Linked DNA regions of Homo sapiens: region 2 is linked to region 1. The links are chromatin loops, found by intact Hi-C in ENCODE. Cell type or tissue: A673. All regions are shown on one strand.

The links. Hi-C counts contacts between places; a loop is a spot of excess contacts. Peaks named below come from ENCODE experiments on the same cell type or tissue, not always from the same donor. Only the 100,000 strongest peaks of a DNase experiment are listed, where the experiment ranks them.
Region 2: a loop joins it to region 1, with 8 times the contacts of the local background. A loop is called at or near these places in 1 of 110 quality-filtered maps.

The regions. Positions count from the first base shown.
Region 1 is chr6:123,211,916-123,219,915 of GRCh38, forward strand. It overlaps TRDN (triadin), which reads right to left. Exons shown (of 41, transcript NM_006073.4): 41 at 4,424-6,825. The coding sequence ends at 6,686. Among named protein-coding and RNA genes, the nearest start is that of CLVS2, 220 kb to the left of the region's middle. In A673, no CTCF peak of the experiment used is centred here; DNase peaks (open chromatin) are centred at 2,206, 2,846 and 3,476; H3K4me3 peaks cover 778 bases; H3K27ac peaks cover 7,375 bases.
Region 2 is chr6:122,865,929-122,873,928 of GRCh38, forward strand. No RefSeq gene overlaps it. Among named protein-coding and RNA genes, the nearest start is that of SMPDL3A, 81 kb to the left of the region's middle. In A673, CTCF peaks have their summits at 3,667 (motif pointing right) and 5,342; DNase peaks (open chromatin) are centred at 3,703 and 5,353; H3K27ac peaks cover 3,919 bases.

The sequences.
Region 1 (8,000 bases):
GTAGCCTGGGAAAAAGAGGCCATATCACATAGCCTAGGTGTATAGTAGGCTATACCATCTGGATTCCTGTAAGTAGTACATTCTGTGATGTTTACACAATGACACAATCAACTAATGACTCATTTCTTAGAATGTATTCTCATCATTAAAGACCCATGACCGTATTTTTAAAAAGACAAAAATCTAATTAACAGAAGTCCAAAAAGCTTAATCAGAGTCTACATAAAAGAGGATATCCAAATAATCAATAAACATAACACAAGTGTCTCAGTATCACTAGTCATCAGGAAAATCCAATTTATAAGATCAATGATGTTCCACTTCCTACCCATCAGAAGTTAAAATCAACAAAACTTATAATAGCAAGTGTTGGCAAGGATCTGGAGCAGCTGGAACACTTATACTCAGTCAGTAGAGTATACATTGGTACAACCAATGTATCAGTCCATTTGCATTGCTATAAAGGAATACCTGAGACTGAGGAATTTATAAAGAAAATAGGTTTATTTGGCTCACAGTTCTGTAGGCTGTACAAGCATGGCACCAGCATCTGCTTAGCTTCTGGTGAGGCCCAGGAAGCTTCCAATCATGGTGGAAGGCAAAGGGGAACAGGTGTGTCACATGGTGACAGAGTGAGCAAGAGAGGGAGGGAGGGGGCACCGGGGTCTTTTAAACAACCAGATCTAGTGTGAACTAAGAGTGAGAATTCACTCATTATTGTGAGGACAGCACCAAGCCATTCATAAGGGATCCACCCCCAAGACCCAAACACCTCCCACTAAGCCCACCTCCAACACTGGAGGTCACATTTCAACATGAGATTTGGAGGGGACAAAACATCCAAACCATATCAAGCAGTTAGAAAATTGTTTGATATTATCTACTAAAGATGAACATTCTCATACTCGATAAGCCAGTAATTCTACTCATGTGTATAATGTCCTCCCCTACTCTGCACACACATAAACGCAGTAAAAGGCACTAACCAGACTGTTTAAAGCAGTGTTATTTTTAATAGACAAAAACCTGAGACAGTGTGAATTACCACACATAGTAGAATGTATAAATAAATTTGTTGGTATATGCATACATGGGTAATATAAGACAATGAAAAAGAAAAAAAATTACTTCTACATGTAACAAAATGAATGAGTCTCAAAGGTGTAATATTGAGAAAAGAAACTGGGTACAAAAAAGATGTAATTTACTATTTCATTCATATGAAAGTCAAAACAATTGAAACAGTTCTTCAATGATAGAAATCATAACAGTGGTTCACCTGAGGGTATTGACCATGTGAAGCATGAATGAGGCTTCTGGGTTGCCGTTAATGTCCCACATTTTGATTTCAGTTGTGATTTCATAGATGTATCTGGCTCTACACTTGAGATGTGTGCACTACACTGTGGGTATGAGATCTGTCTATATCTGTATCTATGTCTATTGGTAGAAATGAGAAAACTTTGTATATACCTGTATACAAATAATCTAGGATACATGGTTAAGAAAAGAAGGCACTGAATAATGCTTGTAATATGTAACATTTGTGTAAGAAAAATAAACAATAAGAATATATTTTTGTTTCCATTTGTATTTTCATGAGACCCTATAAATGTGCTTAGCCGTAGAAAGTATAGGAGTGAATGGGAAAGTGAGGCAACAGAGATGAGGTGAAAGGACACTTTCCGTGTCCTCTTATAATACCATTTTGATATTGAATAAAGTTAATATATTCCTAATTTTAAAAATATTCTTTGATACATGTATGTTCCAAAGATGAAAGTAATTTGTTTGCTAGCTACATTGTTCCTCAAAATTGCTAGAATGCAGTTGTGTTTCCCTTTTCTATAAAGCATTGCTTCCTTTGCGAAGAATGCACCTTCCATTCAGATCATCCATTTAGATAAGTTCATCTGTGCCCATGTTTGCATCAAATATATTAAATGGTTTCTCACTGAGTTGTGTGTGTGAGTGCACTGAGACACACACACACACACACACAGAGTGAGAGAGAGAGAGAGGGAGAGATGTTTTTTCCTAAGCAAACACCATACACTAAATGTTTTAATGTTTTGAGATGCTTCCTTTAGTATTTATTTTAACACTACCTTCACTAACTTAGATTGCTGGAATACCTTCAGACATTTTAGTGAGTGCTCAACCCTTGGCGGTGTCTTGGGGTACATGAGTCACTTTTCCGTCTCAGCTCTCATTCAGAGTATCACTTTTCCACAGGCCTCTTACATGGTCCATGTGTTCTGATTCAGTGGGTTGAAGGATATTCTGCTGTCACTGATTTATAGCAACTCTGTGAAAATGACACAAAACTAAATTTTTTAAGTGCAAAATTGTTTTTGTCAGTGTAATGTTCCCATTTTTGTATTTGGTTCGTGTAGCTCTGATTTTTATTCGCCGCTTTGGCTAATTCCACTTGGCAACACTAGGTCTAAAATGCAGGTTGCATTTGGATCATTTAATAACAAAACTGGAAGGAAATTTGAAAGATCTTAGCAATAGTATCACTTTACAAGGTACATTTCCATAATATTCCTTGCCAAAGATGAAAGTCCTTTTGCTGCTGTAGCACTTTTATTTTCATTTGGAGATGAAGTATTGAAGGACAGAGAAGATAAATGACCAGAGTTACTCCTAGAGTTAAAGTCTGACCTTGGGTTTGTGGACTCCTCATCCGGTGGGCTCTCCACCACAGCACGGTTGTTCTGAAAAGACATCTGGCCTGACAGAGCTATTCAGAGGCATGGAGTGTTCTACCTACCTACCATTGTTATTTAAGAGAATTTGAGCTGTGGTGGGTAAAAAATAGTTCTAATGACTTAGTTAGAGTACTTAACTCATGTTAATAGTTCAACAAGAAGCATACATAAGTGAATTGATGATATTGCAGAGGGCAAATGGCCTGGAGCTGGATGTGGCTGTATGAGAAACTAAGAATTTCCTTCTTTTTGCTATCATTGCTTTGATAACATGTGTTTCTTACTGGAACTTGTATGACTCAAATACTAATATGTAATAATTCACTTCATCAATTATTCTGAGCTCTTCTTTAGAGTTCAAGTGTGTTTTACAATTATTTGTCTTTCTTATTTTATTAACCTGAATCTTCGGAAAAGCTGAATTTAAAAAAGTTGTTTTTGCTTTCTTGTTATTTGGGCCACATTTTTTTTAACGACTAATGATTTTTCAATAGTTGGATAGTTTGGGAAAATAAAGGTCTTTATTTTACACACAAAGGAAAGCATCTACAGTAATAACTAAATGTTTCATGGACATATATGATTAATGAGGGGGAAAGGAAAGGTACAGGATAGAGCTGATATAATCCTGAAAGGAGTGGGGCAAAAAATGCTGCAAGGAGGCCAGCTACTGGGAAGTCGTGCTGAGTTTCTATTTCTTAATTAGTTTGCAAGTAACAAAGGGAAGCTTTTATGATGGTGACGATATCATATGGAGTTACAAAGGGCAGGAAGGATATGAATAGGATTAGAAAAAGATTCGAGCTTTCAATCGCATTTGTTCTGCTGCTTACTAACAATGTGCCTCTAGGCCTGCCACCTAACCTCTCTGACATTTATTTTCTTTACTGTAAAGCAATTGAATGCAACACACTCTTAAGGCACTTTTCAGCTTTCAAGTAGGAAAAAAGACAAGTCTTTTCATAGAGGGTTACATGTCTATCACCAAGTATAATTTGCAAGATGGATTTGAGGATACTGGAAAAATAAGTCAATATTTGTAATAACACCCTGAAAACTGAAGAACATTTGGGAGTTAGCTGATCAAGGTTCTAGGCCTGGTTTTGAAGTAGTCAGTTACTTTGGGCAAATTTTCAAGTTTCTCTAAGGATTAGTTTCATTTTCTGTATGTGCCACTTGGCTTATATGGTCACTGAGTTTTCTATCAGCAATATTTGTTATCTCCTTTGCTTTTTTCTCCAGAAAAATTACTCAAGGGTACAAGTTAAATCTCTAAAATACACAGTATCACAATACCAGTTTCTAAAATATTTCTGCAAGAAGTTAAAAGGTTTTGAAAAGATATGCCAGAATGAGTCAACATACAGGTGCTTTTGCTAGGGTTCATTAAAAAAAAAAAAGAAACAAAAAAACACTTGCCCCATTTGAATAATGATTTATCAGGCTTTAGGAAAACTAAATATAAATCAAAAACCTAAGGAAAAATCGATTCTTATTTTCAGATCTTTATCTATTAAGAGGGGATGAAGGGTGGGTAAACGCAGGGATGTAATGGGAGTAGTGTGTACCAATTGTGCAAAATAACTAAAACAATTATGAAATGCTTACATATTCCTGGCCAGTATAACTTGAATTATGAATGAACCATTAAAGACAAAGATTCTTAATCAACCATTTATCTTTTCCTTTTAAAATGTAAGGCATCAAACTTGGAAGATCTATAACTATTTTATTAGACGGTAATATATAAACAAATGACAGTTCAGATAATATTTTTAAAGTGCTATGATCATTGTAACTTTAATCAGATAAAACGTAATTATTATTAACATTTTTACATTATAGCTGATTTGTCTAAATTCTAATTACAATAAAATATATCGTTTTATCTTATCAAATAGTTTTTATATTGAGAGTGAAAGAAACAGTAAAATAGTCAGAGGAAAAACTAGTGCCATACCCAAAAGTATTACTTCAGAAATTTACTTTAATATCATATTTATATTAAAATATTTTATTTGTCTCCATGGTATTTCTATGAGATATTAGACTGTTTGTCCCTATATCCCTATTTTACTCATGGAGAAACAAACATAGTATGTTTAGTAAATTTTTCAAGGTCATTCACTATGTCAGAATAGCGCTGGGAATCTAATTTATTATATTTTTCTTGTACAATACAGCACCTAACACAGCGCCCTAAAAGAGTAGGTATTCAATAAACAGTCATTGAATGAAAGAATTAATGGACAAACCATTCTGTTCTATGAAATCTAAAACATCTATCATATTTGCTATTTCTTTACTCAGTAAATTCAGCAGGCTGGAGGAGCAGTTGAGCAATAAACTTTATGCACTCTCCTACCCACAAGTTTAGATTGTCACCTGAAGGGGCTTTGCAAGATGGTATTGTCTGGTCATTCCTGAAATTATACACTTCCAGGATGTCCCACATACCCCATAAAGAGAGTCATTAATCTGGTTCATGTGACACTGGCTTTCGTGGTGTGAATGTGGTCCACCAGCTTTTGGCAGAGACCAACTTCTTTCACAAAAGTCTCCAAAAATGCATTATTAGTAATGAATGTATTACTGATACCTAGCCTAATGATTTTTAGTGACTGTTTTATATCTTGGTCCTAAAGAACCGTAGTTAGTGGCAATCCTTGAAAATAAATCACTTGGCTAGTATTGGCTCTGGCTATCTCAGGCCTTGCTGATGGTAATTACAATGCTAGAAAGGATAACTCAATTTATTTCCTGAGTTAATTTGTCATAAGTTCAGTTGCAATTGTAAACATGATAAAGGTCACAGAGGCATGACTTTTAGAGTTGATAAAAACAATGTAGTAAAGAACACGAGTATTTATATTACCAGGAATATGACAAAAACATAACAGTCATTCCCAGGGATGCACTGTCGAGTAGATTAAAAATTGTTATCCATGTCATTGGCACTGATGACCAGTTACCTAAAATACAAGTAAGACATCTCACGAAGGCATTTAAGGCTAAAATGAATTCCTTAAACTTTGATGGCATTCATATTTTGCCATTATGAGAAAGAAAAACATTTTACTTCACAGAAAGAATGTATTAAAGTGAAATGAAAATATTTTTATATTTGTCACCCAAATTTAGTGATTGATCTAAAATTTCACCCAGGTGACATTTTTATTAAGACACAGTCTGGAGAAATTTCAGAATTCCACATCTCATTTGCTAATATTTTAAACAAACGATTCACCAGACCTGACTAATTGAATGGTGTATTTCCACTGGACTGAATGTCCTAATTATCATTCAAGACATATCTTAAAGATTTATCAAGCATTTACTCTCCACCTTACCATGTCTAAAGCTCAGAGATATTTTGAGCTCTAAAAGAGTATCACAAGAAATTTATAGCAGTCTGTAGTACAACTATTACCCATTCTTAGAGCAAAGCCACAACTAAAATAGAAATAGACAAAAATAAAATAAAATCATTAAGCATCAACTTATTGGGTAAATTAAGTTTAGATACCCATATGATGCAAAAGGGTCACTTTTATATAAGCTTCCCCATCTTTTAAACTTAGAGCACAGTCTATGTTGTCATTAAAAAAATAATAGCTAACTGAAGCCAGGAATTCATTTTGCAATTGTGTCAATTATTTTAAAGATACCATTATTAAGTAAACTTTAAATTAGTTTGTGTACAACCTTATAGTGACTGGAAATAAGATAAATACAAGCACCCCCTCCCACCGCAGCAAACACACATAACAGATTCTTGAGACTTAGACCCTTAAACATGTCTGCTCATCACTCAATCCATTTGGCCACCCTTTCCGTCCACACCAGGCCAAAGAGCAAAATGTTTTCACAGAAATTCTCTGGGTTGCATATTCTTAATTGCCTGAACTACTGTGGACAAAACATCACATTTTTAAAATCTTAAAGCACTTGTAAGGGTCATACATGTGTGTTTACTGTCCTTGTTGCTTCTGTCCTGGAGAATTTGCTTGACCAGAGCTCTCTCCAGGGCGGTCTGCAGGAGTGAAAGGAAACTGAAATCCATAGCCATTGTACCCATCCAAGTAGACACACTGGAAGAAACTGATGGGACCTAAGGAACAGAGCATGACAGTTTGTTAAAACATGCAGAACATGAGCAAAAAAGCACAGTGAGGCAGTGCAGTGCAGCAGATAAGGTCACAGATTCTGCCAGCAGCCTCCGTAGCTGTTGGCAAGTTACTAAACTTCACTGTGTCTTGGAGTCTTTATGTATAACATCAAAACAACGAAAACCGCACAGAAATATTATGACAGTTAAATGAGTTACATGAGTTACATGTGCTCTTAAAATTCTTCCTGGTATGTAATAAGCCTTTAATAAGTGATAATAAAAATGGCCTGGCAGAGAAAGTCAAAGTTCTGATCATATAGACATCTGTTGATGTGCATAGCAATCATAGAGACATAGTCACAGGTTTCAAAATATGAGCTTATCAATATGCAAAGCAACAGACTGTGTGTGTGTGTTTTATAATGTCACAGAGAGGTGGTGCCAACATCTAGAAGTTTTATTTGCCCTTACTTTAGAGGCAAGAGCTTTCCTAAGGTGGCTTGGTTGCTCTTTGAGCAACAAAGGTAGCAGCCAGGTAGCAGCTCTGAGTAGAAAGCAAAACAGGAAAGTTAAGGGAGTGTGGTGCAAGTAAGGACTCTGGACTCAGTAAGCCGGTGCTCCCAGGTAGCAGCTTTGGTAAAAGATGGCGAGTTTAGCATCTCCTCACAATCTTGGGTGCCTACAAACTTCCAGTGTTTTCTATCCTATCCATTTGCATTCTGTCAACCAGCCATAGATTTTTGCAGAAGGCCAGGAAAGAAAAATCATAGTTAAAGCTAGTGGTGTGTGGGAGATAAAGAAGATGGCCAAATCCATATGAGACTAGGGGTTTATGAAGTAGAATAAAGCAAAGGATAGGAAAAAAGGAAGCTGGAGAAGCAACCAGGGAGTATTCTGATTCCATTTCCATGGGTCACTGGGTTTTCAGGGATGACAATAGTTTGAAGAATCTTGAATTTAGTTATCTTTTCCAATGCATCTCATCTGGAATGATTTCTCTTTTCTTCTATCTTCAAACCGAAGCAATAATACAACTTCCGTCTCTTCAAGTTTGTGGAGGTTATGGGAGCTTGGGGGTTAGGCAGGCTACAAGAGGGACAGTAGTAAAGCCGGCCCTGCACAAGGAGAAATGGAAATCCATTGCTAAAAGTAGAAGGGCCCATCAATGACAGGCT
Region 2 (8,000 bases), 350 kb before region 1:
GCAGAAGTGAGAATCAACAAGGGGAACAAGGAAATTTTTGGGGTTGATGGCCGGGTTCACTATCTTAATGGTGGTGATCAGTTCTTAGGTATATAAATATGTCAATACCTATCAAATTGTATACAGGTATGTGGCACTTATTATATGGCAATTATATCTCAATAAAGCTGTTATAATGTTTTTATTATAACTGCTCATATAGTTATATATGAGCAGTATTTCACCACAGCTCATCTTAAAGATATTTTATAATTTATCCTCTATTTTTACAGCAAAATGGTCACATTTTTGTTAGTTGATAATTTTTTTTTTGTTTGTTTGCTTTTTTTGTAGAGTTGGGGTTTTGCTATGTTGGCCAGGCTGGTCTCAAACTCCCGGCTTCAAGTGATCCACCTGGCTTAGCCTCTCAAAATGCTGGGATTACAGATGTGAGCCACCATGCCTGGGAGATAATAAATTCTTGAAAGATTCCCAATACTTTACCAACTTACACATTAAATTAATCTTCCCATTTTCTTTGTCCAATTTTTAGAGCAAAATAATAAAAATATTTGTAGACCCAAATTGTAAACACATTTCAGTTTTGAAGAACAATATAAAGTAAATATAATATGGAATTACAATTAGAACACCAAGTTTGCACTGATACTTTTAAAACTTCTGTGGGGAAATGAGTTTTTCAAGTTAAGAACACAATGTGTTAAATTAGAAGGTATTTCCCTTCACTAATGAAAATTTTTGTTTTTTAATTATCTGTTGTTTTCTTTCAAATTTTGGGTTTAATGGTGACCAATTAATATTGCTTAAAGTTACAACATAGACAAACCATTCAAATATCTTAGCAAATTGTAGTTCTGGATATTCTCATATCATAATACGTAATTTAGAGGGTGATGACTCGAGATTTAAAAAATTAAATAACATGGCCATACAATTTTCTCTAAAATGTTCCCTTCAGATTTTAGGTCAACATTTTATTTGTTTTTTCCTTCTGCATATTGATGTCAATCGTTCCATCACTATTTGCACTATTTGTTGAAAAGATATGCTCCCTCCATTGAATTGCTTTTGCACTTTTGTCAAAAATCTATGGGCCAAATCTATTTAGGTCAATTTCTGGGTTCTCTATTCTGTTCCGCTGATCTTTGTCTACACATCTGCTAATATCATGCTCTCTTGATTACTCTAAAGTCTTAAAATATAGGAGAGTGATTTCTCCAAATTTATTCCTTTTTTCAAAATTATTTTAGCTATTCTAGTTACTTTGTCTTTCCATATAAATTTTAGAATTAACTCTTCTATAGCTACAAAAAATCATGCTGGAATTTTTATTGACATTGTATTAAATCTATAGATCAATTTGGGGATAATTGACATCTCTACTATGTTGAGTCTTCAGACCTTTATCATTGTATGTCTCTCCATTTAGTTAGATTTTCTTTAATGTCTTTCATTAGCATTCTGTAGTTTTCAGCATACAGATCTAGAAAATGTTCTGTTAGATGTATACTCATTTCACTTTTGAGGAACCTATTATACATGGTAGCGCTTTTAAAATCAGCTTACAAATATATGTTGCTAAAATATAGAAATACCATGGATATTTGTGTCTTCACTTAGTTTCTTGTGATTATGTTAAACTCACTTTTAAGTTCTAGGAGTATTTTTGCAGGACTGTTTCATTTTCCCCCAGATTGGCCTTTGAAGTCTTGACCTTTCTTCCAGCCCTTTCTTAAATACAATTCCTTCTCTGAGGCCTTTCTAGTTCCCTTTACCAGATGTGATTTCTTCATCCATTAAATATACAAATCATTTTGTCCCTACATATCACTTGTCTTTTTTTCTCTATATTATGGTGAACTGAATACTTCACTCATTCCTCAGTACAATATGGGATTATCATAGTGTTAAATACTTTTAATCACAATTCTGTCTTTTCTCACCCTGGAATATTGGGCAAATTCTTAAATCTTTCTGGCGTTCAGTTTTCTTTTCATTTGTAATGAGTGAAATAATAATTATTTTGTAGATTTATTGTGAGAATAATGCATGTTAGGTGCTCACTAAATATTAGGGTTTTTTTTCCCCTTTAGAGTTATACATTCTTGAGAACTTATTGCTACATACTTGCTTGAGTTCTCTGCAGTATCTGGGATGAAGTACAGATATATGTTTAATTGTATCAACAGAATTTAGCACAGGGCAAGGAACACTATCTATGTTTAGTAAACTCTGGTCTTACAACTCTTTATTGTATCTATAACAAATTTTAATATTATGTGATTGTAAGGATCATTAGGAAATTAGCCAACTTGCAGCATTAACATAAGCAAAGCATGCAGGGAAACTAAATTATACCAGATTCTCTAGGCAGCTATTAAACTAAATTGAGGTCATTATTAGCTGAGTAAGGGAAATGGTTAGAGGAGGGCAAGACAATGGTACCCTTTAGTGAGCTACCAGAAGAGCAGATTTTACAGCAACTGAAGAATGGATGATGTTATGGTTTGAATGTGTGCCCTAGAATTCATATGTTGGAAACTTAATTCCCAATGCAACAGTATTGGGAGGTGGGGCTTAATGGAAGTTGTTTAGGTCACAAGGGTTCTGCGCTCATGAATAGATTAATGCTGTTATAAAAAGGGCATGTGGGAGTGGATTCCCTCTTTTGTACTCTTGCCCTTCCACCTTCCACCATTTTGATAATACAGCAAGAAGGCCCTCACCAGATGTTGGCACTTTGATCTCAAATTTTCCAGCCTCCAGAAGTGTGAACCAATACATTTCTGATCATGATAAATTAACTGATCTTAGGAATTTTTTTATAGCAGCACAAAATGGACTAAGACAAATGAGGGTATGAAGAGGACTACCCGTTTAAAAGAGATTACTTTGGGATTTCAGGTAGCAAGGCAAGCAGGGGAGCCTTATGCTCTTTGTATTAGAGAAGAGGAAGAGTAGTATCTTCACCATCACTGGTGACCGGGAAGTTTACTGGCAGGGTTAGAATTCTTGTTGCTATCACAGTGCCACTAGGCTATCTGACAGACTGAATCTAGAAGCATCTGTTTGTGCTCTACATAACAAATAGAAATGACTTTAGCTTTCAGAAACTTGAAGTTAACTGGGATCTTAGTCAGTTGGGGCTGCTATAACAAAAATGCCATGGACTAGGTGGCTTAAACAGCAAACTTTTATTTCTTAACAGTTCCACAGGCTGGGAAGTCCAAGATTAAGGAGCTAGCAGATCTAGTGTCTGGTGACAGCCCACTCCTTAGCTTGTAGACAGCTGCCTTCTCTCTACATCCTTATATGACTGAGAGCTCTTTTCTTTTAAGGACACTAAACACACTCATAAGGGCTTTACTCTCATGACCTAATCACCTCCCAGAGGCCTTACCTCCAAATACCATCATATGGGGGATCACATTTCAACATACAGATTTTGGGGGAACACAAACATGCAGTTCATAGCACTAAGAAAGCACAATCATTTGCAGAAATTGCTAACATCTAAATATTAGCTGGGTCAGTCTGTGGACCAAGAAAGAGAAGAAAAATATCTGTGGGATCTTAGCATTAGAGACTATGATGCATCTGTTTATGTGTGTGTGTGTCATTTAGAGCATATAAATGAAGCTTGTTCTCATGTAGCAGTCTAAGAGCAGGTGGTGTTCCTGAGGAAGTCCAGCAGGGTGCACTAAGAGGCCAGGGGAAGAGAACACACTGGGAAATTGTGCAACCTCATAGGAGCTGAGCATAATATCAAGTTTATCATGACCTTCAATGCAGAATTACCTAGGTGAGGGTGGGAGGGTATTGTAACAGAAAAAGATAAAAGGTAGCAGTCAAACATCACAAAGTATTTCTGGAATACTATTTAAAAATACCACTTAAGCATTTAATCTTTGTATCTAGATTAAAAAGTTGTCCTGCAAATATTCACATGCTTTGCCACTAAAACAAGCTATAGAAATTTTATTTAATAATTTTATTCTTTACAATATGAGCCTGGTGCATACTAGGTAAGATGTTTTTCATAGTTCTTGGAAATAGTTATGCCTTTATCATGTGTATGAAAGAAGATAGGGATAGTAGATGCTATGGTTTGAATGTTCCCTCCAAAGCTTGTTAAATTTAATTGTCATTGTGATAGAATTAAGAGAGGCAACTGTTAACAGGTCTCTGTCTCTGTCTGATCTAACAGACTTGTTAGATCACAAGTCTCTGTCCTCCTCATAAATTGATTAATGTAATAATCACAGGAGCACATTATTATTGTGGGAATGGGTTAGTTATTGTGACAGTAGACTTGTGAGGCAACTGTTAATAGCTGATTAGGTCAAAGGTTTCTGTGCTCCTCATAAATTTATTAATGTCATAATCACAGGAGCACATTATTATTGAGAGTAGACTTGTTATAAAAGTGAGGTTGCACCCCTCTTGCTGTCTCTCTCATGTTCTCTTGCTCTTCTGCCTTCTGCCATGGGATGACACAGCAGGAAGGCCCTCATCAGATGCAGGCACCTCAACTTAGGCTTCTCAGCCACCAGAACTGTAAGAAATAAATATCTGTTCTTTGTAAATTGCCCAGTTTCATGTACCATTCTATACCACCAGAAAATGGACTAAGACACAAAATTGGTACCATGAAGTGGGGCCATTGCTATTAAAAATGTTGAAGTGACTTTGAAAGTAAGTAATGGATAGATGCTAGAAGAATTTTGAGGAGCAGGCTAGAAAAAGCCTAGATTGCTATAAAAAGAGCAGTAAGAGTGATTCTGGTGAGAGTTGAGAATAGATGTAAAGAAGCCTGGAACTTCTTAGATATTACTTAATTGGTCATGATTAGAATGTTGGTAGAAACATGAATGGTAAAGGCCATTCTGATGAGGTCTCAATGGAAATGAGGAACAAAATATTGTAAAATGACATAAAAGTTATTTTTGTGACACAGTTGTAAGGAACTTAGCAGAATTGTGTCCATGTCCTAGGACTCTATGGAAGACAAATTTAAGAGTACTGAATTAGAATGTGTGGCAGAAGAAATTTCTAAGCAAAACATTGAAGGAGCTGCATGGCTACTTTTAACTGCATACAGTACGATGTGAGAGGAGAGATATTAGAGACAGAATTTATAATAAAAGGGAAGCAGAGCAGAAAAATTTGAAAAATTTGGAGCTTAGCCATTGTATTAGTCAGGGTACTGTGGAGGGACAGAACTAATAGGACAGAGGTATATGTAAAGGGGAGTTTATCAAGGAGTATTGACTCACATGATCACAATGGGAGGTCCCACAATAGGCTGTCTGCAAGCTAAGGAGCAAGGAAGTCAGTCCAGTCCCAAAGCTGAAAAATTTGGAGTCTGACATTAGAGGGCAGAAGCATCCAGCATGGGAGAAAGATGTAGGCTGCGAGGCTAAGCCAGTTTAGTCTTTTAACATTCTTCTGCCTGCTTTTATTCTGGCTGGGTTGGCAGCTGAATAGATTGTATCCACCTGGATTGAGGGTGGGCCTGCCTTTCCCATTCCACTGACTCAAATGTAAATCTTTTTTGGCAACACCGTCACAGACACACCCAGGAAGGCCAAATCCTTCAATCCAACCAAGTTGACGCTCAGTATTAACTATCACAGCCATGTAAACAGTGAAAAGGATTTTTACCTTTGCTTTAGAAGAGCAAACCAAGGGTCTAGCCAAGCAACTATTTGCTAAATTGGTACTGATAGAGGAGAGCCAGGGGCTAGTTTTCAAGACAATGGGAGAATGACCCAGAAGGCATTTCAGAGATCCTCTAGGCAAGCTGTGACCTTGAGGGCAAAGTTTCCAGAGAGGCACCCAAGGGAGCTCAGGATTTGCTGCCCAGGGTTATCCCAAACTTTGGTCCCTAAATTCTGGTGCAGCACACCTTAGCTGCCCCATTATTTTTTGGCTCAAGTGGGCCCAGTACAGCTCAATCAACCACTCTGGAAGTTACAAGACATAAACCTTGGCAATGTCTATGTGGTACTAATTCTGCAGACAGGTGGAATACAAGAGCTGTAACTTTTTCCACTTAGATTTCAAAGGATGTCATAGACAGCCTGGGCACAGGCAGAAATGTCTCAGGGGTGGAGCCACCACAGACAGCCACCACCAAGGCAATGCCCAGCAGAACTGTGGGATTGGGGTCACTGCAGAGTCCCCACTTGGGCAACACTTACTGGGAGCTATGGCAGCTGTCAAGACCCCAGGACTGTAGAGCTACCAGCATGCCAACTCTAGCTGGGGAAAGCCACAGGCATGAGACTCTAATCCATGATAGCTGCTGGGTAGACTGAGCCTAGCACAACCTCATGGTGGGGCTGCCTGGGGCCTTGGGGGCCCAACCCCAGCCCAGGGTGCCCAGAATAGGGGACATGGAATCAAATAAGATTATTCTTCAGATTTACGACTTAATGTTTTCCTTGTTGGATTTTGGACTTACTTGTTACAGCTACCCTTTTTTCTTGCCTACTTCTCCCTTTTGGAATGAGAATGGTTATCCTATGTCTTGGCTATTTTGGAAGCACGTAACTTGTTAATTTCACAGGCTTACAGCTGGAGAGAAATTTGTTTAAAGATGAATCATGCCTTGAGTATCACTCACATTTGATTCAGATGAGACGCTGGACTTTGGACTTTTGAGTTGGTGCTGAAATGAGTAAGACTTTTGGGGCTATTGGCATAAAATGAATGTATTTTGTATATGAAAAGGACGTAAGTTGTGAGGTGCCAGGGATGGAATTCTATGATTTAAATGTTCCCTCTAAAATTTATGTTGAAATGTAATTGCTATTATAGCAGTATTATAAAGCAGGACCATTAAGAACTGATTATGCCATGAGGGTTCCACCCTCATGAAAGGATTAATGTCATTATCTCAGGAGTGGGTTAGTTATTGCAAGACTGGGCTTTTTATATAAGTGAGTTCAGCTCCCTCTTGCTCTCTCTCTCATCCTCTCATTCCTTTCTGCCATGGTATGACATAACAAGAAAGCCTTAGCAGATGGGGGACCCCTGACTTTGGACTTCCAGCCTCTAGAACTCTAAGAAATAAATCTATTTTTTTGATAAATTATATCTAGACATTATTCAGTTATATCAGCGCTTGAGAGGGAGTGAGGTCAATCTGAATTCAGTGTCTTTTTTCACAGCTTTAGTTCACCAAGAAATGGGAAGAAAAATCGGAGGGGAGCAGTTGACACCACTCATTAAATATGCCATTCTTTTCTCACTGAGGTGAAATGTGAGCTTCATCATATGCCGAATGATTACATATCCCCGAGTCTGTTTTTAGATATGAATTTATTTTGTTGATTTATTTGCCTAGTTCTCTTCCAACACTATGTTATTTTAATGTTTTGATATTTATTTTATTTATTTTTATTTAATAAACATTTACTTAACACTACATGCTGAACATTATTTTTAGTGATTTATAACTTTGAAATCATTTCATCTTTAAATAAACTTACGAAGTGGGTCCCATTGATTGAATCCATTTTACAGATTAGGAAACCGAAGCACTGGGAGGAGTGACATAAATTCTAGATCCCCCAACCTATGTTCAGTAAAAACGCCAGTGCCCTCCTAAGAGTCCCAGGAATTCCAAAGTACTTGTTTTCTCATGGTAACTGATCCAATTTTTTTTCCCCTAGGAGTTATTAACATCAATTGAGTCTCACTACACAGAACTGTTTTGTGCTCTCTGCCTTGTACTTCCCAAGCTAAGAAAAACCACCATTTCTCTTGTCCCTAAAACACTCCTTTTCCCATGAGGTTTTTTTTTTATGTCATAGTCACATTTACTGAAGGTTTGACAATTGGACAACTGTTATTACATCTCAGGACTTAAAAGTCCTTTAGTTCACTATCAGGGATATGTCACTGGCTAGTATTTCTCATTTCCAGTATCTAGATACCTAATCAATCTATCTATCACCTATCTGTATGTAGTTTTTTTCTCTTCTTCCTCCTCC